7 separate regions of the Homo sapiens genome follow, and regions 1, 3, 4, 5, 6 and 7 are each linked to region 2. The links are chromatin contacts, found by Hi-C or POLR2A ChIA-PET in ENCODE. All regions are on one chromosome and are shown on one strand. The core of a region is the stretch at or near the end of the contact, and the rest is flanking DNA. Distances in the headings are between cores, read along the strand shown. Region 1 holds the start of MSL2 (MSL complex subunit 2). Region 2 holds the start of DIPK2A (divergent protein kinase domain 2A). Region 3 holds the start of DBR1 (debranching RNA lariats 1). Region 4 holds the start of SIAH2 (siah E3 ubiquitin protein ligase 2). Region 5 holds the start of SELENOT (selenoprotein T). Region 6 holds the start of SERP1 (stress associated endoplasmic reticulum protein 1). Region 7 holds the start of TSC22D2 (TSC22 domain family member 2).

What was found. A loop is a pair of places that touch in the nucleus more often than their neighbours do. ChIA-PET counts read pairs that join two places held with the same protein, here RNA polymerase II (POLR2A). Pooled maps may share reads with other maps.
Region 1: a loop to region 2 is called in a map of naive thymus-derived CD4-positive, alpha-beta T cell, with 14 times the contacts of the local background. The contact joins the promoter of MSL2 here to the promoter of DIPK2A in region 2. A Hi-C loop is called at or near these places in 1 of 168 maps with a recorded cell type or tissue (naive thymus-derived CD4-positive, alpha-beta T cell) and 5 of 50 pooled maps. POLR2A ChIA-PET finds 5 or more read pairs at or near these places in 3 of 52 experiments (CD4-positive, alpha-beta T cell, activated CD4-positive, alpha-beta T cell and naive thymus-derived CD4-positive, alpha-beta T cell).
Region 3: a loop to region 2 is called in a pooled map, with 7 times the contacts of the local background. The contact joins the promoter of DBR1 here to the promoter of DIPK2A in region 2. A Hi-C loop is called at or near these places in 3 of 168 maps with a recorded cell type or tissue (CD4-positive, alpha-beta memory T cell and naive thymus-derived CD4-positive, alpha-beta T cell) and 10 of 50 pooled maps.
Region 4: a loop to region 2 is called in a map of OCI-LY7, with 18 times the contacts of the local background. The contact joins the promoter of SIAH2 here to the promoter of DIPK2A in region 2. A Hi-C loop is called at or near these places in 3 of 168 maps with a recorded cell type or tissue (CD4-positive, alpha-beta memory T cell, CD8-positive, alpha-beta T cell and OCI-LY7), 2 of 37 single-sample maps with no recorded cell type and 14 of 50 pooled maps. POLR2A ChIA-PET finds 5 or more read pairs at or near these places in 2 of 52 experiments (CD4-positive, alpha-beta T cell and naive thymus-derived CD8-positive, alpha-beta T cell).
Region 5: a loop to region 2 is called in a map of B cell, with 14 times the contacts of the local background. The contact joins the promoter of SELENOT here to the promoter of DIPK2A in region 2. A Hi-C loop is called at or near these places in 1 of 168 maps with a recorded cell type or tissue (B cell) and 11 of 50 pooled maps. POLR2A ChIA-PET finds 5 or more read pairs at or near these places in 1 of 52 experiments (naive thymus-derived CD4-positive, alpha-beta T cell).
Region 6: a map of B cell shows a loop between it and region 2 (12-fold over the local background). The contact joins the promoter of SERP1 here to the promoter of DIPK2A in region 2. A Hi-C loop is called at or near these places in 3 of 168 maps with a recorded cell type or tissue (B cell and naive thymus-derived CD4-positive, alpha-beta T cell), 1 of 37 single-sample maps with no recorded cell type and 13 of 50 pooled maps.
Region 7: a map of CD8-positive, alpha-beta T cell shows a loop between it and region 2 (18-fold over the local background). The contact joins the promoter of TSC22D2 here to the promoter of DIPK2A in region 2. A Hi-C loop is called at or near these places in 3 of 168 maps with a recorded cell type or tissue (CD8-positive, alpha-beta T cell, K562 and OCI-LY7), 1 of 37 single-sample maps with no recorded cell type and 10 of 50 pooled maps. POLR2A ChIA-PET finds 5 or more read pairs at or near these places in 2 of 52 experiments (CD4-positive, alpha-beta T cell and CD4-positive, alpha-beta memory T cell).

What each region holds. Positions count from the first base shown.
Region 1 is chr3:136,194,773-136,197,940 of GRCh38, reverse strand. MSL2 (MSL complex subunit 2) reads left to right here and starts at 1,606. Exons shown (of 2, transcript NM_018133.4): 1 at 1,606-2,969. The coding sequence starts at 2,828. RefSeq lists enhancers at 1,059-1,358, 1,529-1,578, 1,156-1,902, 2,529-2,598, 1,903-2,649 and 2 more and a silencer at 1,799-2,188.
Region 2 is chr3:143,969,967-143,973,074 of GRCh38, reverse strand. DIPK2A (divergent protein kinase domain 2A) reads right to left here and starts at 1,252. Exons shown (of 3, transcript NM_173552.5): 1 at 86-1,252. The coding sequence starts at 742. RefSeq lists silencers at 1-166, 657-1,306, 1,637-1,686 and enhancers at 785-1,365, 1,417-1,506, 1,777-1,886, 1,366-1,946.
Region 3 is chr3:138,173,164-138,176,277 of GRCh38, reverse strand. DBR1 (debranching RNA lariats 1) reads left to right here and starts at 1,357. Exons shown (of 8, transcript NM_016216.4): 1 at 1,357-1,679; 2 at 2,652-2,776. The coding sequence starts at 1,483. RefSeq lists an enhancer at 1,442-1,651.
Region 4 is chr3:150,761,292-150,764,442 of GRCh38, reverse strand. It overlaps SIAH2 (siah E3 ubiquitin protein ligase 2), which reads left to right and starts at 1,274. Exons shown (of 2, transcript NM_005067.7): 1 at 1,274-2,010. The coding sequence starts at 1,594. It overlaps SIAH2-AS1 (SIAH2 and CLRN1 antisense RNA 1), which reads right to left and starts at 2,506. Exons shown (of 3, transcript NR_187306.1): 1 at 2,463-2,506; 2 at 2,036-2,104. RefSeq lists enhancers at 279-338, 857-1,803 and a silencer at 849-1,748.
Region 5 is chr3:150,601,799-150,604,589 of GRCh38, reverse strand. SELENOT (selenoprotein T) reads right to left here and starts at 1,269. Exons shown (of 6, transcript NM_016275.5): 1 at 1,091-1,269. The coding sequence starts at 1,227. It overlaps LOC124900547 (a long non-coding RNA gene), which reads left to right and starts at 1,407. Exons shown (of 2, transcript XR_007096128.1): 1 at 1,407-1,646. RefSeq lists enhancers at 811-1,110, 385-1,158, 1,131-1,280, 1,401-1,480.
Region 6 is chr3:150,544,924-150,547,784 of GRCh38, reverse strand. SERP1 (stress associated endoplasmic reticulum protein 1) reads left to right here and starts at 1,289. Exons shown (of 3, transcript NM_014445.4): 1 at 1,289-1,733; 2 at 2,007-2,082. The coding sequence starts at 1,650. EIF2A (eukaryotic translation initiation factor 2A) reads right to left here and starts at 998. Exons shown (of 14, transcript NM_032025.5): 1 at 955-998. The coding sequence starts at 982. RefSeq lists enhancers at 691-1,230, 503-1,702, 1,148-1,778.
Region 7 is chr3:150,406,941-150,410,063 of GRCh38, reverse strand. TSC22D2 (TSC22 domain family member 2) reads right to left here and starts at 1,766. Exons shown (of 3, transcript NM_001303264.2): 1 at 1-1,766. The coding sequence starts at 713. RefSeq lists silencers at 236-405, 1,076-1,675 and an enhancer at 656-705.

The sequences.
Region 1 (3,168 bases), core at 357-2,856, 7.8 Mb after region 2:
TTTTCCACGTATAAGACAACCAAATACAGTTTGCACAGCTAATCAAAATTAGGAAGTTATATTCTTACTGCTTAATATTTAAGTGTTGATAATATGGTAGGTCTTGTGAAAAAAAAACCTGTCTTCAAATGGTAATAGAAATTATAAATCGAGATTATATGTGTTCCCTTGATATCTTAACTATTCCTACTCACCTCAAGTGGCAGCTTGTAACTAACACGTACCACATTTACATGTTCCATATACGTGCCTGTGTACATATGTAACATGTGCCACAATAGATTTACACGCATCATAATTTTCACTTTGCAAACGTATAGAGTACCTACTGTGCATGAAAAATTATGCTGAGGAGCTTTGGTGTGTACAGAGATAAGAAATGCTTCCTATGGCCTGTTACTATTTGTGCTACTCAAAAAAAGGTTTTGTACTTTGAGATGGGAGGGAAGTCATCTACTAAGTCAGGCTTTTGTTTATTTATATCCCAGTGCCCTTGATCTCCTGCAAAAACAAAAGGCAAAAGCTTGTTTTAAAAAACAAAACATTTGCAAGGATTTGGGTTTGTTCTAGAGCAAGATCACGCATTCTTCAAGACATCTGTTCACACAGAAGAGCTAGGTCTTTTAAAAAAGCTAGGTCTTTCAAAAAAAAAAAAAAGGAGTTCGTTTTGTTTTTAAAACAGGACTCTGTTCCGGTGAGAGCTCGGTGAAGTCCTGATCGGCACCCATGAAGGTGAGGCCGCACGAGTCCAAGGGCCAGAGGCCGTGGGAACAGCGCGGGTCCGACGGGTAGGAGGGGGCAGTGGGTTCGAGCCTCCACGCTTACATACAGCCTGCCAGGGCCTTAGAGCCCTCTGACTGCGAACCACCGCAGAGAGGTGCGGAACGCGGCCCCGACCCGGCAAAAGCCGTCCGCACGCCTGCTGGGCGCGCAGCCACGTTGACTACTGCAGCCTTCCCGGCTCGGCGAGAGCCTGCCAGCCAGCCGAGGCTGCGCCCTTTCCGCGGTCGGGATGAGCGGTTCCAGGAGAAAGGCCGCGAGGGCGGGGCTTGGGGCCTGGCGCGGCTATTTCCTCACACCGCGGTCAGTCAGGACGAGAGGCCGCGTTCAGGCCAGTGCAGAGCGCCACATGGCGCTACCAAGTCGGGCCCCGGCGTTGGCGGGCACAGAAGCAGTGTAATGCGGGAAGCCTGCAGCCCACACTGGGGAAGGATGTGCCAGCTAACGAATGTTTCACCACAGCCCACATGCCTGGGAGAGGGAATTTGAGAGCACGTGGGGGAGGGGCGAAGAGAGCTGTCGGCTCGCAGAGAGCATGCTCCATTCTGAGAGTCGAAGTGGAGAGCCAGGCATGCGCAGTGAGCCCAGGGTGGGTTGGCAGCGGTGAGGGACTGGCGCGAGCAGGCTGATGTGTTTATCCGGTTTTCTGGGTGGGCGGTCAAAGCGCACGCGGAAGGGCGAAAGGCGGCGGAGCTAGGTAGCAGCTTGCGCATGCGTGGAGTGAGCCGGTAGCTCTGGGAGGCTGTGGAGGGGGTTGTTAGAGGAGAAGCAAGGGAAAAGGGAAGCGAAGGGAGAGGAAAGGGGGGAGGGGTGAGAGTGTGCTCTGCGCATGCGTGCGAGCGCTAGCGACGACGGCGGCGGGGGAGTCTCGGGGATGACAGTGGCTTTGCCCGTTGGGGTAACGGTCGTCGTCGCCGCCAGCAGAGGCCTGAGGCGCCACACAGCCCGCGGGATCCATTAAGGCCGCAGCAGCCCGGGCCCTACCGAGCTGGAGTGGCGCGTGGAGTCGGGGTGAGGGCGGCGAGGCACGGGGGAGGGGCCTGCGGCGGGGCCTTGCTGTGTGCGCTGGGCGGCGGCGGGGCCTGGCGGTGTGAGCGCTTGCCTTCCGCGGCCGGGGAGTGCTGAGGGCGGCGGCGGCCGTCGTGCTCGGCGGAGGAGTCGTCTGTGTGTGTGGCGCCGAAAAAATGGCCGGGCAGTGAGGGGGCGGCGCTTGAGTCTGGTGACCCCGGAGTGTGCGACTGAGGCGCGAGGGGCGCCGCCGCGGCCCGGCCGGGCTTGCCCCCCGCCCCCTCCCGCCCGCCGGCGGCGGCCCGCGCACTTCCTCCCCGGCCTTCCCCTCCGGGTTGAGGACTCCCGCCCGCCTCGCCACCTCGGGGAACTGCGGGCTGCAACCCACGGGGCGGAGAGCCAGGGCGCAGTCTGGGCCCCGCGTCCGATATGGAGAGCGCGGCGGCGGCGTCCGCCAGCCGCAACATCAACCTTCGTCGCCGCCGCGGCGTCTTGCACTAGATCCGGGAAGCCGCTGCCCGACCGTCGTCCTTGCCGTCGCCGCCGCCTCCGCGCCCTGTACTGGGATGGAGTAAGAGGCCCTGCAGCCCGGGAGAAGCGTGCCGCGCCTCAGACGGGGCCGGGGCCTGCTCCCGCGCCTGCCAGCTCGACTTGAGGAGGCGCCTCCGTGTCCGGAGATGGAGCTCGAGTGCAGGCCGCCTGCCGAGCCGCGGGGCTAGACTGAGCTCCGAGTCCCGCCCCGAGCGCCCAAGCCGCCGCGTTCTGCGCTCTGTGGTCGCTCCGGACGAACTCGAACGCTGGTTTCTCTCTCATATTTTTGGTCTGGAAGTCTCAGGGACGGAGGGGCGCCAAGGCCCCATGTGTGGGAGGATTGTTTCAGCTCCACAAACTTGCACGGATTTTGGTTACTTGTTTGGCCAATGGTTCGGCTCTGATTTCTTCCGAATTGTTGCAAATTCGCCATCGTTCCCTGGCTGCTTACTAAGTTGGATCCGGAATTTCTTTTCAACCGGGAGCCATTGGTGTCGAAGTGTCTGCAATGAACCCCGTGAATGCTACTGCTCTCTACATTTCCGCGAGCCGCCTAGTGCTCAACTACGACCCCGGAGACCCCAAGGCGTTTACTGAGATTAACAGGCTCTTGCCTTACTTCCGACAGTCCCTTTCGTGCTGTGTTTGCGGTGAGACGCTTTTTATTGTTCCCTTTTCAATGCTTGTTTTTAAAAGCCTTCTGGGCAGTGGTAACGTGAGCGGGTTGACGGCCTGGTGGTTGGTATTAAGCTTTTGTTATTTGTGCAGCGCTGTACGGTCATTAGTTTTGAAACTTGCTGAGGGACTTTTGCCCGGCGTTTCAGAAAGGCAGAGAACCCTTTCATACCG
Region 2 (3,108 bases), core at 3-2,502:
AAGCGCTGGCTGAGCCACTTCTCCCGACTCTGATTCCCACGCGCGGCCCCTCCCAGGACGCCCCCTGCCCTGGCTCCGCGCCTACCTGTAGCACCAGCGGCTCGGGGTTGAAGGCCAGGGTCAGCAGCAGCTGCATGCGCTCCGAGTCCTTGAGGTTGCGAAGCAGGAAGCTGCCCGAGTCCTTGGTCTCCGCGTAGCGGCGCACCAGGCGGTCGAGAAGGCGCTGCGAGGGGCAGTGCACCAGGTCCGACCAGCCCTCCACCGCCTCGGGCGTGAGCAGACGCACGTCGCCGTTGAGGCGCGCGAACTCGGTCCGGGGCATGGCCTGCAGCAGGTCGCAGCGGGGCCGGCCGGTGGCCCGCTTGCAGATGCTCTGGTCGAGCTGCGCCAGCTCGCGCTGCGAGCCGAGGCGCTTGAGCACCACTCGGCGGCGGCCGCCCTCGCGGGGCTCGCCGTACTGCGCGAAGTACACGTTCTTCACGTTGAGGAAGTCCAGCAGGCGCAAGCGGCCCCACGCCTCGAATACCACCTGCCCGTTGAGGAAGCGGCGGCACCAGCTCGTGCCGAAGCACGCCGGGCACTTATTGAGCTGCAGGAAGCGCCGGTCGGTCAGTTCGTTGCGCTGCCAAGAGGCGAGCAGCGACGGCGAGTGCAGCACCATCAGCACCAACAGGCTGCCCAGCGCCGCCAGCTTCAGCGAGCGGGACAGGCGGCCCAGCTTCGGGGGCACCAGGCGCCACATACCGCCCGCCCGCCCGCAACGGGAGGGCGAGGGCACCCCCGGGGCGCCCCCGCCGCGCCAAGACCCGGAGAGCTACCGGCAGGAACCCCGGGCGAGAGAAGGAGCTAGCGCGCGGGCTGGGGCGGAGGGCGGAGTAGGTGTGTGAGAGAGGAAGACGGGGAGCGGGAAGGCGCGGGCCTGAGCGGGCTGCGACTTCTCCCAGTCACTAGTCTCCACAACTCTCGAGCTCCCTCCTCCTAGCTCCCCGCCCTCCGACTCCGGCGGCGCCTCCTCCACGCCAGCCAAGTTATAGAGGAGCGGGAGGGGGAGGGAGCGCGGGGACCCGACGGTCGCGCGCCCGTGCCCGCGCGCACGCGCACTGCTGGCTTCGCACAAGAGCTGCGGCGGCAGCCAGCCACGACAAGTGGGGTCTGCGAGGAAAGGAGGGACTCACGGAAGGGGAAGAGGAGCTAGGATGTCTCACACCCACAAGCAGCAACGCACGTCTCAGAGCCGCACACCCTTGCTTGTGCGCGCTGGCTCTCCTGAGACCAAGAAGGGGAGCCGGGGGCGGGGCCAGAGGGGCGGAGCGAGCGCGTCGCGCGCCGCCCGGAAAGCGTAAGCGGGAGCTCGCGGGAGCGGGTGTGGGGGCGGTTCAGAGAGGGGGAAGCTCGGGCTCTTGAGGTGGGGGCATGAACTCGCGGTTTCTGGTTTCAGAAAGAGTCTTAATTACAGTCATCTTTTATGATTATTGTGGTTTACTGGTGCGTTCCTTTCACTATTGTGGAAACGGCCCTTTAAGGGAGGAGGGAATAAGAAGAAATGAACTGAGGAAGTCTATTGCAAATCCTTCCCTCTGGACGGCGCGCGAGGCGGAGGCAGAGCTGGCGCGATTGCCTCCCCTCGCCTTATATGGGTTGGGTGCGCGCCTGGGGGGTGGGGCGAGGCCGGGGAGTGCCCGACGGGGGCTTGTGTTCCCCTCAGCTCGTGCTCCTCGCGGTAGGGGGTGGGGCCTGTGAGGAAGACGGTGAGAAAGGCTCGAGTAGTGGCGGGTTTGTTGGAGCTTCATCTTTGGGGTTGTATCTGTAAAATCATTTAAAATTTTCTTGAGTGAGCACAAAATAAAGTTCTCAAGCCACCGTGTTAAAGGGAAAATAGGATGAAGGGGAACCGACGCGGCCTGGTGTCGCCAGGACGTCTGCCCCAAGCGCCGCGAAGAAGCCGGGAAGAGTTTGCCAGGCTTGCCTCTGCTGCCCGCCGGCTGCCCTAGCCCGTCCCCGGAGCCCTGCGGTTCCTCTCCGCAAAGCTGATTTCCCGGTGCCGCCCCTGAGGGTCCCTGAGGAGCGGGCCGCGAAGCGTTGCCCTGGCGGTAGCCATGGGGACCCGGGGCTGCTTGGTGCTCCGCACGGTCACGTTGACTCAGTCACCCCAGACTGCAAAAGTAAGGCGCAGATGCCGCACGAAAGCACTGTGTTTAGGGATAAGTTTCAGGGGACCCGGACTGTTTAGCAGTAGCGCTAGTAGATACATTATTATGCTATTCACTTTTAGTGCTAGAGTAGTTAAAATGAGAAGTGATTTTTAGTCTGAGGGACAGGTGGTTCCTGATACGTTATTAAACAACTGAGTCTTAACTGAGTTAATTTTAGGGCTTGAACAGTGCTTTTAGAAGACCATGGTAACTGGCATGTGTAGATCAACTCTACAGCGGGTTAATAAGAAACATCTATACCAGGTTATCAAAAGTAACAATACTTTCAGTATTGTTTAATTGTAACAGGTATTTGTTACAAATTCTTATAAGAACTCAGATTTTGAAAAAAAAACTTTGAGAAATTTAATAAATTCAAAATAGACGTGATTTTGTAACGATTTGCATTGAATACGGACAGACAAATTGAAATAATATTCAAAGCTTTCTAGAAATTGACTTACTGTACTTAAGTTTGGCTACTTCTGCCTAGTGCCTTATGCCGCCTTTGGTGGGAATTTTATTTAACTTGCTTTCAAATATCCCCAAACTCCATATAATATAGAGTTAAAAGCTCAAGTGAGATTTTCTTAGGAAAAGGAGTTTGGTGTGATGGTTCTGGAGACCTGTGCTGTAGTTCAGCTGTGAGGCTGCTGCTGCTGCTGAATTGTAAACAAAGCAAGTTATTACTTAACTACAAATTTCTTCTTTCTGACATCTTTTCTATATGCCTCATAAATTTGTTCGATTAATAGTAGACAATCTATTTAGAATTGGTTTAAAACAATAAAAGTACTACATAAGTTGCCATTAAACTGATTAAGCTGAGAGAACCGGGGCATAGTGAGACTATTTAGGTAACTAGTAACAGGATTAAGGAGGTACCTGTACTGCTTCTTTGTATCGAATAGGTCTT
Region 3 (3,114 bases), core at 108-2,607, 5.8 Mb after region 2:
ACTTGAGGTCAGGAGTTCGAAACCAGCTTGGCCACCATGGTGAAACCCTGTCTCTACTAAAAATGCAAAAAATTAGCTGGGCATGGTGGTGTGCACCTGTAATCCCAGCTACTTGGGAGGCTGAGGCAGGAGAATCGCTTGAACTGGGGAGGCGGAGGTTGCAGTGAGCCGAGATCGTGCCACTGCCTCCAGCCTGGGCAACAGAGTGAGAGACCGTCTCAAAAAAACAAAAAACAAACAAACAAACAAAAAACCCACATTACTTTCAGTGAAAAAAAACCTTAAGTTTATAGGTGACTTCTCAGTAGAAGATAATGCAAGCCAGAAGATAATAGAATGCTATTTTTGAAATGCTTTGTAAAAAAAAAACCACACACACACACACACACACACACACACACACACACTGCTTAACTGGTATTCGGTACTCAGTAAACACACCCTTTATGAATTAAGGTGAAACAAAGACATCTCTTTCTTTCTTTTTCTTTTTTTTTTTTTTAGACGGAGTCTCACCCTGTCACCCAGGCTGGAGTGCAATGGCACGATCTCAGATCACTGCAACCTCTGCCTCCTGGGTTCAAGCGATTCTCCTGCCCCAGCCTCCCAAGTAGCTGGGATTACAGGTGTGCGCCACCACGCCCAGCTAATTTTTTGTATCTTTAGTAGAGACAGGGTTTCACCATGTTGGCCATGCTGGTCTCAAACTCCTGACCTCGTGAGCCGCCCGCCTCTGCCTCCCAAAGTGCTGGGATTACAGGTGTGAGCCAGCACACTGGCTTCTTTTCTTTTCTTCTCTCTCTCTTTCTCTTTTGTCTCTTTTTTTTTTTTTTAGACGGAGTCTCGCTCTGTCGCCCAAGCTGGAGTGCAGGGGCGCGATCTCAGGTCACTGCAACCTCCGTCTCCTGGGTTTGAGGGATTCTCCTGCCTCAGCCTCTGAAGTAGCTGTGATTACAGACGTGCGCTACTGCGCCCAGCTAATTTTTGTATTTTTAGTAGAGACAGGGTTTCACCATTTTCCCCAGAGTGGAAAGAAATTTTTAAACAAACAAATATCTAGAAAAAAATTAATCTGTCGTCGGCCTACACTAAACAAACAGGAAAACTTAAACTGAGCTCTTCAGACAGAAGAAAAATGATTCCAAAGAGAAAAATGGAAATCCAGGAAGAAAAGAGTAAGGATGGAAAGAGTACATTTGTGGATGTATATACAAAAAAATATTGACTGCATAAAACAATAATTAAAAAAAAAGAAAAAAGGAAAAAAAGAAAATAAGTTCCCTGGGATCCCAGAATTAGGTTTGACCTTCCCGGTCCCTCTCTCGCGAGATCTGGAAACCGGAAGTGAATTATTTTGCAGGAGTCTACACCCAGGCGGTGGCTATACTTATTAAAGTTGGCGGGAGCTGAGCGATCAGTCGGTCCTGGGCTGGCTGTGGTGTAGGGCGTTGCAGGCAGCGCTCACCTCCTCAGGCCGGCAGAATGCGGGTGGCTGTGGCTGGCTGCTGCCACGGCGAGCTGGATAAGATCTATGAGACGCTGGCGCTGGCAGAGCGGCGCGGCCCGGGGCCTGTCGACCTCTTGCTGTGCTGCGGCGACTTCCAGGCGGTGCGCAACGAGGCGGATCTACGCTGCATGGCCGTGCCGCCCAAGTATCGTCACATGCAAACCTTCTACAGGTGAGGACGCGGCCGGGCCCGGACTTGGCGGTGGGGGGGTGGGACTGGGTTCCCTCTGCCACTGGCTGCCTGTTTCCCTTAGATCCTGTCTTTGTTCTCTCTGTATCTCTAATTGGTGCCTAACTGAATACAGGGGTGAGGTAGTGGGAGGCGGGAAATGTATTCAGTTCGGTACTGTATTCAGTTAGGTACCAAATTATGTCAGTTTCACTAGCACCCTATCTCATTAGGTGCTTAGGAAATGTCACTTTCCTTCTTTCCATACACATCTTATCCATTTCAAAGGGTGTCGAAGCCTGGGAGGGGATAACCTGGAGGAAGAAGCTGACAGGTTTAGATAGCTACCTTGTACTTGATAGGACTCTGGAATTAGTTCATTCAATGATCCTGAAGTTTTTACTGGGCCCCTGCTATGTGCTTGTTGTGGTTCTAGAAGATGAGGTTATGGCAATGAACTCGAAACAGTTCTTGACTTAATTGAACGGGCACTGACTTGAGGCTCAAGGTGGAAGCTCTTCATTCCTAAGGGCAAGGATGGATACTGGGCAATTCCTTTTTTTTTTTTTTTTTTTTTTCTTGAGACAGAGTTTCGCTTTGTTGCCCAGGCTGGAGTGCAGTACCGCGATATTGACCCACTGCAACCTCCGTCTCCTGGGTTCAAGCGATTCTCCCACCTCAGCCTCCCGAGTAGCTGGGATTACACCCAGCTAATTTTTGCATTTTTAGTAGAGACGGGGTTTCACCACATTGGCCAGGTTGGTCTCGAACTCCTGACCTCAGGGGATCCGCCTGTGTCGGCCATCAAAAGTGCTGGGATTACAGGAGGGAGCCACCGCGCCCAGCCCCAGGCAATTCCTTTTGAAAGAGCTTTTTAACTTTTTATGATGAACTCAGTTTCTTTTTTTTTTTCGGAACTTATTTGCTTTTCTGCTATGCCTAATTGTGGTAACTGACTTTGCTCTTATGTTCTAGGTATTACTCTGGAGAGAAAAAGGCTCCAGTTCTCACGCTCTTCATTGGGGGAAACCATGAAGCCTCAAATCATTTGCAAGAGTTACCCTATGGTGGCTGGGTGGCACCAAACATTTATTATTTAGGTATGTGATTGTGTTTGTGGATACTTTTTTTTCCTGGGATGGAAGAGCTTATCAGGATTTGCGTTAGTTGGACTGTGTCTTGACATGTATGGTGTTTGGAGAATGTCATTAATTTAAATACTTAATCGTGAAAATTTAATTAAGATAGTTAATTATTAAATGGTTGATCATGAAAATATGCCCTTCATCTAGTGTTTTAAGCACTAGCTAATATAATTGCAAAGACCTCACACACTATTTGTAGTCCCTTCATTTTTTCTTACAATTTTTATTGAATTAAAGACCTTAAACTTTTATTAATAGAAATTCTTAAGCATACACAAAAGTAGAGAATAGTA
Region 4 (3,151 bases), core at 25-2,524, 6.8 Mb before region 2:
GTATTCATTCATTTTAAACATCCACTAATATTTTTAAAAGATAAGAGCTAATGTTTAAACAGTGCTTATGATGGGCGAGGTTGTTTTAAAAGCTTGAAATATATTAAACTCATTTACTCCTCACTGCCCCACCTATAAGATAGGTATTTTTTTTTCCACTTTTACAGTTGGAGGGAACCATTTTTCACTCAGTCCTAACAGTTGGTCCTTACCTCTGTGTCTCCTATAAATTTCCGATTTCTACCTAAGGTAACCCTTTCCCCAATTCCGGAATCGTTGGCTCAAGCAAAGTCTGCAGAAAAACAATTTTAACTCGGAGCACACAGTTACATTTGGACATGCGGTTCACCCCGGGCAACCGTGCCCTCTAGCGCTTCTGCTGGGCGCGCAGGGTGGCCCTACGCCTCGCAACAAAGACTCGGACTTCGGCCGGCTCTCTACCAAGCGGACGCAGCGCCTTACACTGGAGTTTCACCCACTGTCTTCAGAGACCTCACGACCCAACCTACGTTTCTGACATTTCTAGATGATCTCGAACTCTTAGCCAACGCTGCCCATGAGCTCCCTCCTCGGCCTGCTATACGAGCCAGGGGCGCTCAATTCAACGAAGCTTCCTCCTGGTCCGCTGGGAAAGGAATAAAGGGAGCTTACATCCTCCCCACCGCCCCCCTCTTTACTCAACCCCACCGTTAACTGTACAAAACTAGGTCCTGTGCCCGCTGCAGACCCAACTCGAGCCCCTCGCCCTGCTCCCACCCAATGCTTCTCGTCCTGACTCCGAACACAGAACGCGGGTGGCCGCTTCGCCCTCTTCTCCTGCGTGCTGGTGACTCAGCCCTGAGAAGAGAAACCTCTCGGTTTTTTCCGACTAGTGCAGGGGCGCCCGCGCCCCGCCCCTGCCCGCCCGCGTCCGGTCCCACCCACCGTCCACGCTCCCGCCCCGCCTGAAGTTGCCTTTCTCGTTTGAGCTGAGGGACGCGTCAGCCAGGCACCCCGGGGTGTGGCCAGAGGACTTCGGCGACGCTTCCCCGAGAGTAGCCCCCCTCCTCAACCCAGAAAAGACAACCCCGCGGGGCTGCAGCGAGCCAGGCATGCTCACTGGCGCAGGCCCGGCCCGCAGCCCGAGCAGGAAGCGCCGGCGCTAGGCGGCCCCCTGCGCTGCCAGCTGGAGCCGGGCGGAGCCAGCGCCCCGGCGCAGGGTGGCTCTGCCAGTCCCCGCGCGCCTGGGCGGCCGCACACGTGTCCAGGCGTCACGTCCGCGCGCGCCCCCGGGGCTTGCGTCAGCGGCTGTTCCAGAAGCGGGTGGGCCAGGGCTCTGCGCACCGCTGGGGTTCGGGGCCCGGGACGCCGCCGGGAGGAGGGCACCGCGCGGGGTCCGACGCGGAGGCGTGCTCGGAACGCCGGGGGCTGCGGAGTGCATCAGCGCGGTCCAGCCCTCCGCCTGCCGGGCGCCGAGCGTCTCCGCCGCCCGGACCTGGGCTGGGCGCCGTGGCGTTGCCTCGGAGCTCGCTGCCCGCGGGGCGCGCACCGCCTTGACCCGGGCGGCCCCGCGGCAGGCAGGCGCCCGCAGTTCCATGGTTGGTTCGGAGCGCGATGAGCCGCCCGTCCTCCACCGGCCCCAGCGCTAATAAACCCTGCAGCAAGCAGCCGCCGCCGCAGCCCCAGCACACTCCGTCCCCGGCTGCGCCCCCGGCCGCCGCCACCATCTCGGCTGCGGGCCCCGGCTCGTCCGCGGTGCCCGCCGCGGCGGCGGTGATCTCGGGCCCCGGCGGCGGCGGCGGGGCCGGCCCGGTGTCCCCGCAGCACCACGAGCTGACCTCGCTCTTCGAGTGTCCGGTCTGCTTTGACTATGTCCTGCCTCCTATTCTGCAGTGCCAGGCCGGGCACCTGGTGTGTAACCAATGCCGCCAGAAGTTGAGCTGCTGCCCGACGTGCAGGGGCGCCCTGACGCCCAGCATCAGGAACCTGGCTATGGAGAAGGTGGCCTCGGCAGTCCTGTTTCCCTGTAAGGTAAGCCCAGGGACAGCCCACGTACCTCCGCCGGTGACCTCAGGGACTCCGGTATCCGCCAGCCCACTCGCAGGCCCGGAGAGGCGGGCGGCATCTCTCATTTAAAAAAAAAAAAGAAAAAATGTTTACACTTCGTCCACCCTCCCTCAAGCCCACTTTGGGTGTAGGTCTGGGTTGACATTTACCGAGTAATAATTGTTAATAGACAATTAACAGATTAATTGGCATTTGCTGATCGTTAGAACATCGTAGCTCACCCGGCCCAATGCCCGCGTCCTCTGCAGACGTGTATTCGGGTACTCTCGGTAGGGCTGGGCCGCACCAGTAAAACTTGGACCGAGAAACTGACTGTGTGGGGATTGAGGAGGGAGGAAACGGGCGAGCTAAACGCCCCCTTTACCAGCGCTGGGCTCGGCTGAATTGATAATTGGAGTCCTGCACCCCGCGCCTACCGTCTGCGCACCCCTGACACGTGGGAGCTCTCGGGATTGTAGCTAAAAAAAGGGCGCCTACAGCCTGTTTTCCTCTAGCTAGAAGAAAACCCTGCAAGCCACGCCTTTTTCTCTCCTAGCCTTCCAAAGACTGGGAAGGACTGAGGAGTTGTGGCTGCGTTGTTGTACTAAGTGGGGTGAAAACAGTCAATCAAGAAATTAACAAGGGCACTCAAGAGCTGTTGTTACAGTTGTTTAAAGCTCATCACTTCATTTTTTATTTAATGTAAAAAGTTTTCAATGCCCTTGCGAAAAATGCAAGCCACCAAGACAAGAAGTAAAATGAAAGACCAAGATCTCTCCCCTCCTTTCCCACCATTGTTAGGTTTAGTGTGTATCTTTTTAAACTATATATACATACACCCTCGCAGCTAAATATAGAATCATAGATGTCAGTGTATGTCAGGGAGGTTTTTTAATACCCACACATAGATGTAAGTTTTTCTCCAAAAATGGCATCTGCAACTTGCTGTTCTTAAATTCATATTATCACACATATTTCTCTATGCCTGAAACCTAGTCGACTTCATTGTATTTTAAATGGCTGCATAGTATTGCATTGTGTGGTCATATTATAACATTTGTTTACCTGCAGCTATTACGTGGAAACCTTCAGGAGCAGTTTCACAGACATACTTGTCTACGTTATA
Region 5 (2,791 bases), core at 20-2,519, 6.6 Mb before region 2:
AAGTAGAAAATCAAAACTTTAATATACTAATACATGAAGTTCTTAAAAGAAGGTTTTAAATGAATGATGTCCAACACCAACATTCCAATGTATCCGGACTCTGATGATTTACTAATCTGGCTATTCTGGGATGGTCGGTTTATCCTGAGAAAATGTCATCTTTGGAGGTGTAAGATTCTCATTTCTATAATTTTACAATTTTGGTGTTTTTTCCCCCATCTTCAGAGCCTTTCAATCCCCACCCGCAACCCCACTTACCGTATAAAATGCATCATTGCCCTGCTTCTAACGATTAGGTTAAAAACAAAATCATTTAAAGAACACTGTCGAAAACTGCCGAGATCTGCTGGATACACAAGACAACTGAAAGGTAGAAAGAGATGCCAGAGCAGGCAACTCCTGGGAGGCAGGTGAGGAGGGAATGCGAGCGAACTGTCAATGTTTAGAAGAACAACGTGCTCCTTTTCTGACACTTTGGAAATGGCAAACAGAACCAGCATCCCCAGACCTTCCTTCCACCCCCTCCAGCTGTCAGACGCCCCATTCGCAAACTCAACAGTCCCCCCAGCAAGTTCAGGAGAAAAACGGCGTCTGTCACTCCCGGATCCTCTCCAATGACCCGAATTAACCTTCATCTAGCCAGGCAGCGAAGCCGCCCGGCATTACCCCGGAAAAGAGGGCAGAAAAAGTGAACTGACAAACGGTTGGCGCTCCTCCGCCGACGCGGCGCCTACTCATCCCCATCTCCGCAGGCAGCCGGGGTGGCTATGGCGTGACGCCGCCAACCAGTCCTCCGTACTAACAGGTGTCCCCCAGTCTTCGCCTTTCAGCGTTTAACCTTCTCGCGCCCTCCTTCCCCATTCCCACTGTTCTAGGAGGCAAAAAACAAGTGAGCAGTTATACCTGGAAAAGGAGGGCGGCCTGACCGCGCTAAGGGGCCGCGAGAAGGCTGGCTGTGGAAGGGCGCCGGCACAGTTCTACGAGGCCAGCGAAGATGCGGCCATTTAGGCCGCGAAGCCGGGGCCTCGCGTAGCCAATGGCGCCGAGCAGAGGCGCGGCGGGGTGGCCGGGGCCCAGTGCACATACTCACCAAATCTGGAACTTGAGCAGCGGCCCCGTGGCGTACTGCATCTTTAATCTCTTGCTGGGCACGCCGCCCAGATTGGCCGAGGCCTCGCTCCGGACCATCGCAGACGCCGCCACTAGGAGAAGCAGCAGAAGCCTCATCTTAAATGAGCCAGCCACTTCGGCCGCCCTCAGACAGACTGCAGCCAGCCCAAAGCCCAGGAGCGAGCTGCTCCCCACTGCGCAGGCGCGATCAGCCAAGGTCGGGGGAGGGGAGCAGTAATGCGCCTGCGCGGCCCGGCGCCCGCGCACACTCCTGGAGTGAAGAGCCGACCTGTTTCACTGTCCTGACTCACCACCATCTTGGTAGTGTGCAAGACTCTGGGACGGCATGAGAAAGGCAGAAAGGGAGCAAAGGAGCTGGTGGGGTGTCACAGGGCCTATGTATGAGGCAGATGTGAGTTCTGCATCCAGTTTTGCAATTTATCCATTTACCTGCCTGAGACTTGGAAACACCTACTTTATAGTCCTGATTCAAGTGTTGGCGGATGGAAGGGAGGAGACTCCTGACCCTCAGAATGGTAATGCTGAAATTTTTTGGGTGCGCTGTTATGGCCTTTTCTTTGATCTTACAATATTGCTTTCTCCTGAAAGAATATTAAACATAAGTTTTAGGAAACCTTTGGACAATTCCAAACATATCCAAAAATAGAATAACTACCTTAGCAAGCTTTAACAGTTACTATACATTTTGACAATCTTGATTTGTCTATATCTCTAAACACTTCTTCCCTTCCTAGGCATATTTGGAAGCAAATCTCAGACATCATATCATTTCATCTGTATATATATATTTTTAAACACGGTCTCACTGTCACCCAGGCTGGAGTTCAGTGGCGTGATCATAGCTTACTGCAGCCTCACACCCCTGGGCTCAAGCAGTCCTGCCTCAGCTTCCCAAGTGGTTAGGAATACAGGCACAGGCAACTATGCCTGGCTTACAATTATTTAAGCACATATTTCTAAAAAAGAATTATTATTAAAAAGAAAAAAAATTGACCACAGTGTTTCACATGTCCGTGTGAAGAGACTACCAAACAGGCTTTGTGTGAGCAACACAGCTGTTTATTTCACCTGGGTGCAAGCGGGCCGAGTCCGAAAAGGGAGTCAGCAAAGGGTGGTGGGATTATCATTGGTTCTTATAGGTTTTGGGATAGGCGGTGGAGTTAAGAGCAATATTTTGGGGGCAGGGGTTGGATCTCACAAAGTACATTCTCAAGGGTGGGGAGAATTACAAAGAACCTTCTTAAGGGTGGGGGAGATTACTGATCAACAAAGTACATTGATCAGTTAGGGTGGGGCAGAAACAAATCACAATGGTGGAATGTTATCAGTTAAGGCTATTTTCACTTCTGTGGATCTTCAGTTGCTTCAGGCCATCTGGATGTATATGTGCAGGTCACTGGGGATATGATGGCTTAGCTTAGGCTCAGAGGCCTGACATTCCTGTCTTCTTATATTAATAAGAAAAATAAAACAAAATAGTGGTAAAGTGTTGGGGCAGCGAAAATTTTTGGGGGTGGTATGGAGAGATAATAGGCGATGTTTCTCAGGGCTGCTTCGAGCGAGATTAGGGGCGGCGTGGGAACCCACAGTGGGAGAGATTCAACTGAAGAAAGATTTGGGGGTAAGGGGTGATATTGTGGGGTTGTTAGAAGGAGCATTT
Region 6 (2,861 bases), core at 40-2,539, 6.6 Mb before region 2:
TGGGCATGGCGCTTAATAACAAAGATTTTAAAATGTAAAAATAGAAATGTAGACTGGCAAAAAGTGCAAAAATGTTTTAAGGTTCCTTTCGCGGGGGGGAAGGGAGGGAATAGCCTCCCTCCTTAAATGCAGACAACCTTTCTCTTAATGACTTTTTCCTTCTATATAGTTATCAGAACTTAACCAAAACCTTCTTTTCCTTCCCGACTCTCTTTTCCTTACGTAATACTCATATGCAGACTCTTAGCCACACCCTAGTAAAGCAACTTCCCCAGCATTTTCCAATCTAAGTTTATTATCTCCTCCAACACTACAGTCTTTAGCTTCAAAATTTCAAGAGTCCTCTAATGTTCTATTTCTAATATGCTCATAACCATTTCAAAATCAAATGTTGCTAGAATATCTCTATCATGCTCACTGCTACACCCTCTCCCAACCACACCTTCATCATTTGAAACCTGCATTACAGCTCCACTCTCCCTATTCAGTCCTACAAACCTCATTAAGGCAGGAAGGCCAGAATCTGGAATTACTTAAGTCCAGGTGTATTTAAAGTGCGTGATCATTCTAGAGGACTAACTCATGTTTGTCTTTGTTCTTATTGTAGACCTAAATGACTTCACAAGGGCCCGTGTAACACCAGTATTGCAGACCCATGTGTCACAAATTCAACTAGCACATTGTTTTTCTCCCCCTTCTTCTATTTCTGTAGAAGATGAATCCGCAGGCAAGAATGATGGATGGGTGAAAGGGAGGGGGAATACGAAAGCCCAGAGGCGGAGACTTCACTTCCGATTGCCACGCTATATCAAGAAAGCCAACAGTCTGGCCTTTCCGCAAGCCACAAGAAAAGGCAGATCAGACTCCCCGGCTCCTCGGGTAGTTCTCAAAGGCAAAGACAAAAATAAGAAACTAGTCTGAAGAAAGAGAGTCCCTCGCTTCTTCAGAACTCACCTGTCAAGAGCGGCGTGGACGGCGCCATGTTGTCCCGGAAAGAGAAACCGCTCGGGTGAGAGTTCACCAGGGCCGAACCCGGCCCCTACACGTCTCCTCATGCGTGGAGACAGCGAATTGGTGTTTCCGGAGCCATCAGCCTCGGGGCCAATTCACTTCCGGTTACGGAGTGACGCGGAAAAGGCGCCCAAACGCGCACGCGCAAATCTAGGGCGACGCTTGACAGAGCTTGGGAGGGTGCGCCTGCTTTCGCCCTCCTTCTCCAGCGGGAGGGGCGCGCACTTCCGCGGGGCGGAGTCCGTCTAGTGCTGACGTTGGCAGCCGAACCCAAAGTAGATCGAGGCGGCGGGCTGCACATTCCCGTTGTTGCGTTGCGTTTCCTTCCTCTTTCACTCCGCGCTCACGGCGGCGGCCAAAGCGGCGGCGACGGCGGCGCGAGAACGACCCGGCGGCCAGTTCTCTTCCTCCTGCGCACCTGCCCCGCTCGGTCAGTCAGTCGGCGGCCGGCGCCCGGCTTGTGCTCAGACCTCGCGCTTGCGGCGCCCAGGCCCAGCGGCCGTAGCTAGCGTCTGGCCTGAGAACCTCGGCGCTCCGGCGGCGCGGGCACCACGAGCCGAGCCTCGCAGCGGCTCCAGAGGAGGCAGGCGAGTGAGCGAGTCCGAGGGGTGGCCGGGGCAGGTGGTGGCGCCGCGAAGATGGTCGCCAAGCAAAGGATCCGTATGGCCAACGAGAAGCACAGCAAGAACATCACCCAGCGCGGCAACGTCGCCAAGACCTCGGTAAGGAAAGAGCGGGCGCCCCTCTGCGTTCCGCAGCCGGAGCTGAGTCCGGGTCCCTGGGGCCGCGTCGCGTTTTCTCCCGGATCCGGCCGACCGTGGGCTGGTGCCGTGGAGGGGTAGGGGCCCGAGTCTGCGAACCGCCAGACTGTGGGGGCTCGGGAACGGAAGGGGAGACCTGTGAGGTGAGGGGGCCGGCGACCGGCGTGCAGGCGTGGGAGCCTGGGGTCCGAGTGGTTTCTCTGCATCTGAAATGGTGGATTTTCGCTTTTGCAGAGAAATGCCCCCGAAGAGAAGGCGTCTGTAGGACCCTGGTTATTGGCTCTCTTCATTTTTGTTGTCTGTGGTTCTGGTAAGTGGCTTGGGGGCTCCCATCAGGTAGAGTCTTGGGTTGAAAGGATTTGGGATGACGTGGTGACCGGTCAGTAGTGAGTCCTACCTGCGTAGTTCTCAACCCACCTGCCGAGGACTCCACATAATTCTGTTTCGTCTGAACCAAATTACTTGTTCCACATATGCACAGAGGGTGGTGCTCCAGAAACTTCTCCCAGCTTAATTTGTACTCACAGGAGATCAAAAAGGAGGTCAGGTCTTGGTAATGATCCAGTTGGAATAAATGTTAAGACCGGACAAAACCTAACGAAATGAGAATTTAGAATGTTTTGTAACTCCATTATCAGTCTTTGCAAAGAAAATTATAAATATGTACTATAGATGTTAGAACTTGATTTAACATATACCAGAATCTAATGTCTTAATGTCAAAATTGAGTATATTTTATAAAATAAAGCTTGTGCAAAGAATTGATTCACTATAGAGGAAATTACCTGATTGGCATTTTAATGTGTGAGTCAAATGTTTTTAGGTTAATAAAAGAAACGTTTGATACATGGTTTAAAAAAAAAGTGTCGGGGTAGCCTGCTGTCCCCTAAGAGTAACAGACACTTGCCTTTGCAAATAGATTACAAAAAAAAGGTCTTTCCTCTCTTCATTTATCATTTTAATATGCAAGCTGTTAATATTGAAGTAGATGTTTGTTTTCCACATTCTAAAATTACTGAGATTTCTGTTTAACGTTTCACTTTGCCTTTCTTCTTCACTTACCAATTGGAAGCTTTCCTGATAAATGGA
Region 7 (3,123 bases), core at 517-3,016, 6.4 Mb before region 2:
GGCCCGTGCGCCCCCTGCATGGAGGCCACTACTACCACCACCGACCCTCCGGTGGCGCCCAGGCCGCTGTCCCGCTCCGCAGTCTGGTCAAAAGTACTGCTGTGTCTAATGCAATCCCCGGATCTAGTCAGGACGCTGCTGTCTGAATCCCTCTCATAGTATTCCATACACGTCCATCGGCCGCGTCTATAGGGCTCTCCGCTCCCGTGGTCCAGCTTGATCACGCGAAAACGGGAACTACATGTGGTGGGAGGCTGAGATGGGGCTGCAGTCACTGGCCCGGCGGATGAGCCCGCGAGCTGGGGGCCGCCGGGTGCTCCGGGGGCGGGGGCCGAAGTGGCAGCCGCCGCCAGGGTACTGGCGAGCGCCCCAGACACGCTCCGGGCCGAAACGACTCCTCCTCCGTTGGCGGGAGCAGCAGCCGCCGCTGCCAGCTGCCCATCTAGGAGGAGGTTTGGGGAGACGGTCCCGGGAGTCTCCGCATCCCCAACATTGTTAAGCGTCTCTTCGGAAGAGCTGCGCTCGCAGACCTCCTCAGGGCCATAATCCGTGGCCCGAGAGACGTCGAAAATCTCGGAGGAGACGTCCTCTGTGCGTGACTCGTCCGGGTCGTCCAAGCTCTCGGTGTCCTCGGTGATGCTAGTGGCCACCTGGGCCGTGGTGACACTGGTGATCTGGAAGCAGCTCTTCTTCTTGGCCGGCATCTTGGACATGGTGAAGAAGGCTGGAGGGCAGAGAGGCACGCCGGCTCCTCTGGGTCCTGTCGGAAACCGGGGAGGGCAGAGCACGGGCCCCCAAAGACAAAGTCCGAGTCTGCGCTGGGGTCTGAGGCCCGCCGCTGTTAAGAGTCACGGGCTGATCCAGGCGCTGGCCGCCCGGTGAGACATCCTCCTCCTCGTTTCCTTCTCTGTGTCGGTCTCTTCGGCTCTGCCCCCGTCTCAGTCCCGCGGCGGCTCCTCCTTCCTTTTTAGCTCTCGCAGCCGCGGCGCCTCAATTCAATTCCCTCAGAGGCGGCGAGAGCGCGAACCCAGGGGCGGGCCGGCTGCTTCCTCTCTCGTCTCCGGGCAGCCGTGGTCAGTCCAGCTCGGCGCTCGGCGCGGTCAGCAGGCCTTGGCTGGGGGTGGGAGTGGGAGGGCGAAGAGGAGGAGGAGGAGGCGGTGGCGGCGGCGTGAGGGGCGGTGCTGCCCCGCTCGGGCTCCTCAGGCCGGTGCCGGCGTCAGCGCTGGGCTCTCTGACTGAGGGAAGGAGCGGCGAGTCCGGAGTCGGAGATGCCTAATTCAGCCGGGAGCCGCGGGCCGGAGCTGGCTGAAGGTCCGCGGGCGGGCGGTGGGGCTGTGGCGCGGGCAGGCGGCCCTCCCTCCCCGGCTCTAGCCGGAGCTCAGCCCCAGGGACATGTCGACTGCCTCAGGCGGAAACCCGCTCTGGGGGAGGGGAAAGCCGGCTCGGTCCTCCCCTTACAGGGGGAACCACCCCTGCGGGCGGGCGGCGACGGCGGTCTCGGCCTCCCCTCGCGGCTTCTCTCAGAGAGGGGCGGCGGCGGCAGACCGCTGGCACGGGACCGGAGGCGCCCCGGCTGTGTGAGGTAGCGGTGGTGGCTTCTCCGGCTCCTCCTCGGTGCGCCCAATTCCTAAACCCCGAAGAAACTGAAATTCAAACTGCTGAAGCGGCGGCTGCAGCTCCCTCCGCTGGGCCAAGATGGGGCTGAAATGGCCGCGCCAGGGATGCTGGGAGGAGCAGCAGCCCCGCTGCCGCCGCCGCTGCCGACTAAAATGCCGCCGCTGCCGCAGCCACCGCCAGCGCCGCAGCCGCCGCCGTTCCGTGACGCACCGGCGTCGTGACGTCACCGCTCCGCCCCCTCCGGTTTCCTGCAGTTTCGCGTGGAACCTGGGGTGGGGGGCAATGGGCGGGGCTAAAGGTTAAAAAAGGGAGCGGTTTCTTTATTTAAAATTTTTAAAATTTAAATTTTGTGTTGTAGGTTCTTTAAGCATTGACGAGCTAAAGACCATTTTAAATTCTAAGCCTAGGGAAGCTTACAATGGAACTAATCAGATGTTTTTATGTCGGTTTGTTCCGAGACAGTGGAAGACTGGAGGTCATGTGCTTGTGTCTAATGTTTAGCAAAATCTTAGTGAAACGAGGGCGATAGGAATGGGGGCTGGGGAAGACTTAGATGGGATAAAAAGAGGTGCGGCTGGAAGAACTAAATCACTTTAAAACTTCTGAAAATAAATGTTGACCATTGTAGTCAGAGGAGTAAAATGTTCAGAGAAATGGGGATGATTAAACAAGAACGGCAAGCCAGATTGAGTCAGAAAATTATCTTCCTGCCAGAAATTCTGTCTCCCACAACGGCATCAGGGGGTGGTTACTTGCCCAGGGTGTAGTCAGTTTTTAAAAAGCTTAAGGGTTACCAACATATTCCTAAATTTCCTGAATTTGCTGTGATTCCAGGATTCATTTAAACTCTTGAGACTGTTTTACTTTCGGCACGAAATCAGCTCATGGGCTTTATAAATGTAGAACCTACTGCATTATAGTTCTTCTTTTTGTTTATTCTAAAACTGTTAGTAGCAGCCAGCGTATTATATGATTTGGATTGGGCCATGAACAACCGTAACGAGTGATAAAGCACCCTTTCCTGTTCCAATGCAAAGAACAACTATGAAAAGAAAGTACTGGCAAATTTATCATCTTGTAGTTAGTTCCTGGCCAAAGAAAATGGTAAGGCCATTCTTTTAAGCAGTTAAAAAAAAATGGGGATGGGCTCTTAAACTTTGGCATGCTAAGGCCATTCTTTTAAGCAGTTTAAAAAAATGGGGATGGGCTCCTAAACTTTGACATACTAAAGCAGTCGTCATTTAGGTAAAATCTAAGTCTTAATGGAAATCGTGATTTCATATCTACTGCAGCGTTAGCAATCACATAATGATAACTTAAATCAGTAAATCGTTGAACTCGGTTCTCTAATCTTTGAAGAATAGAAATACTTTTTATCCCAAAAGATGTTTTGAGAATTAAATTTGCAGAGAATTTTTTAGGTCTTTAGTTGTAATTTATAGAGCTAGGTCTTTTAACTTTAGTGGAAACCATGCCCTCCAAACCCAAGTGACTGGAGTCAGAATG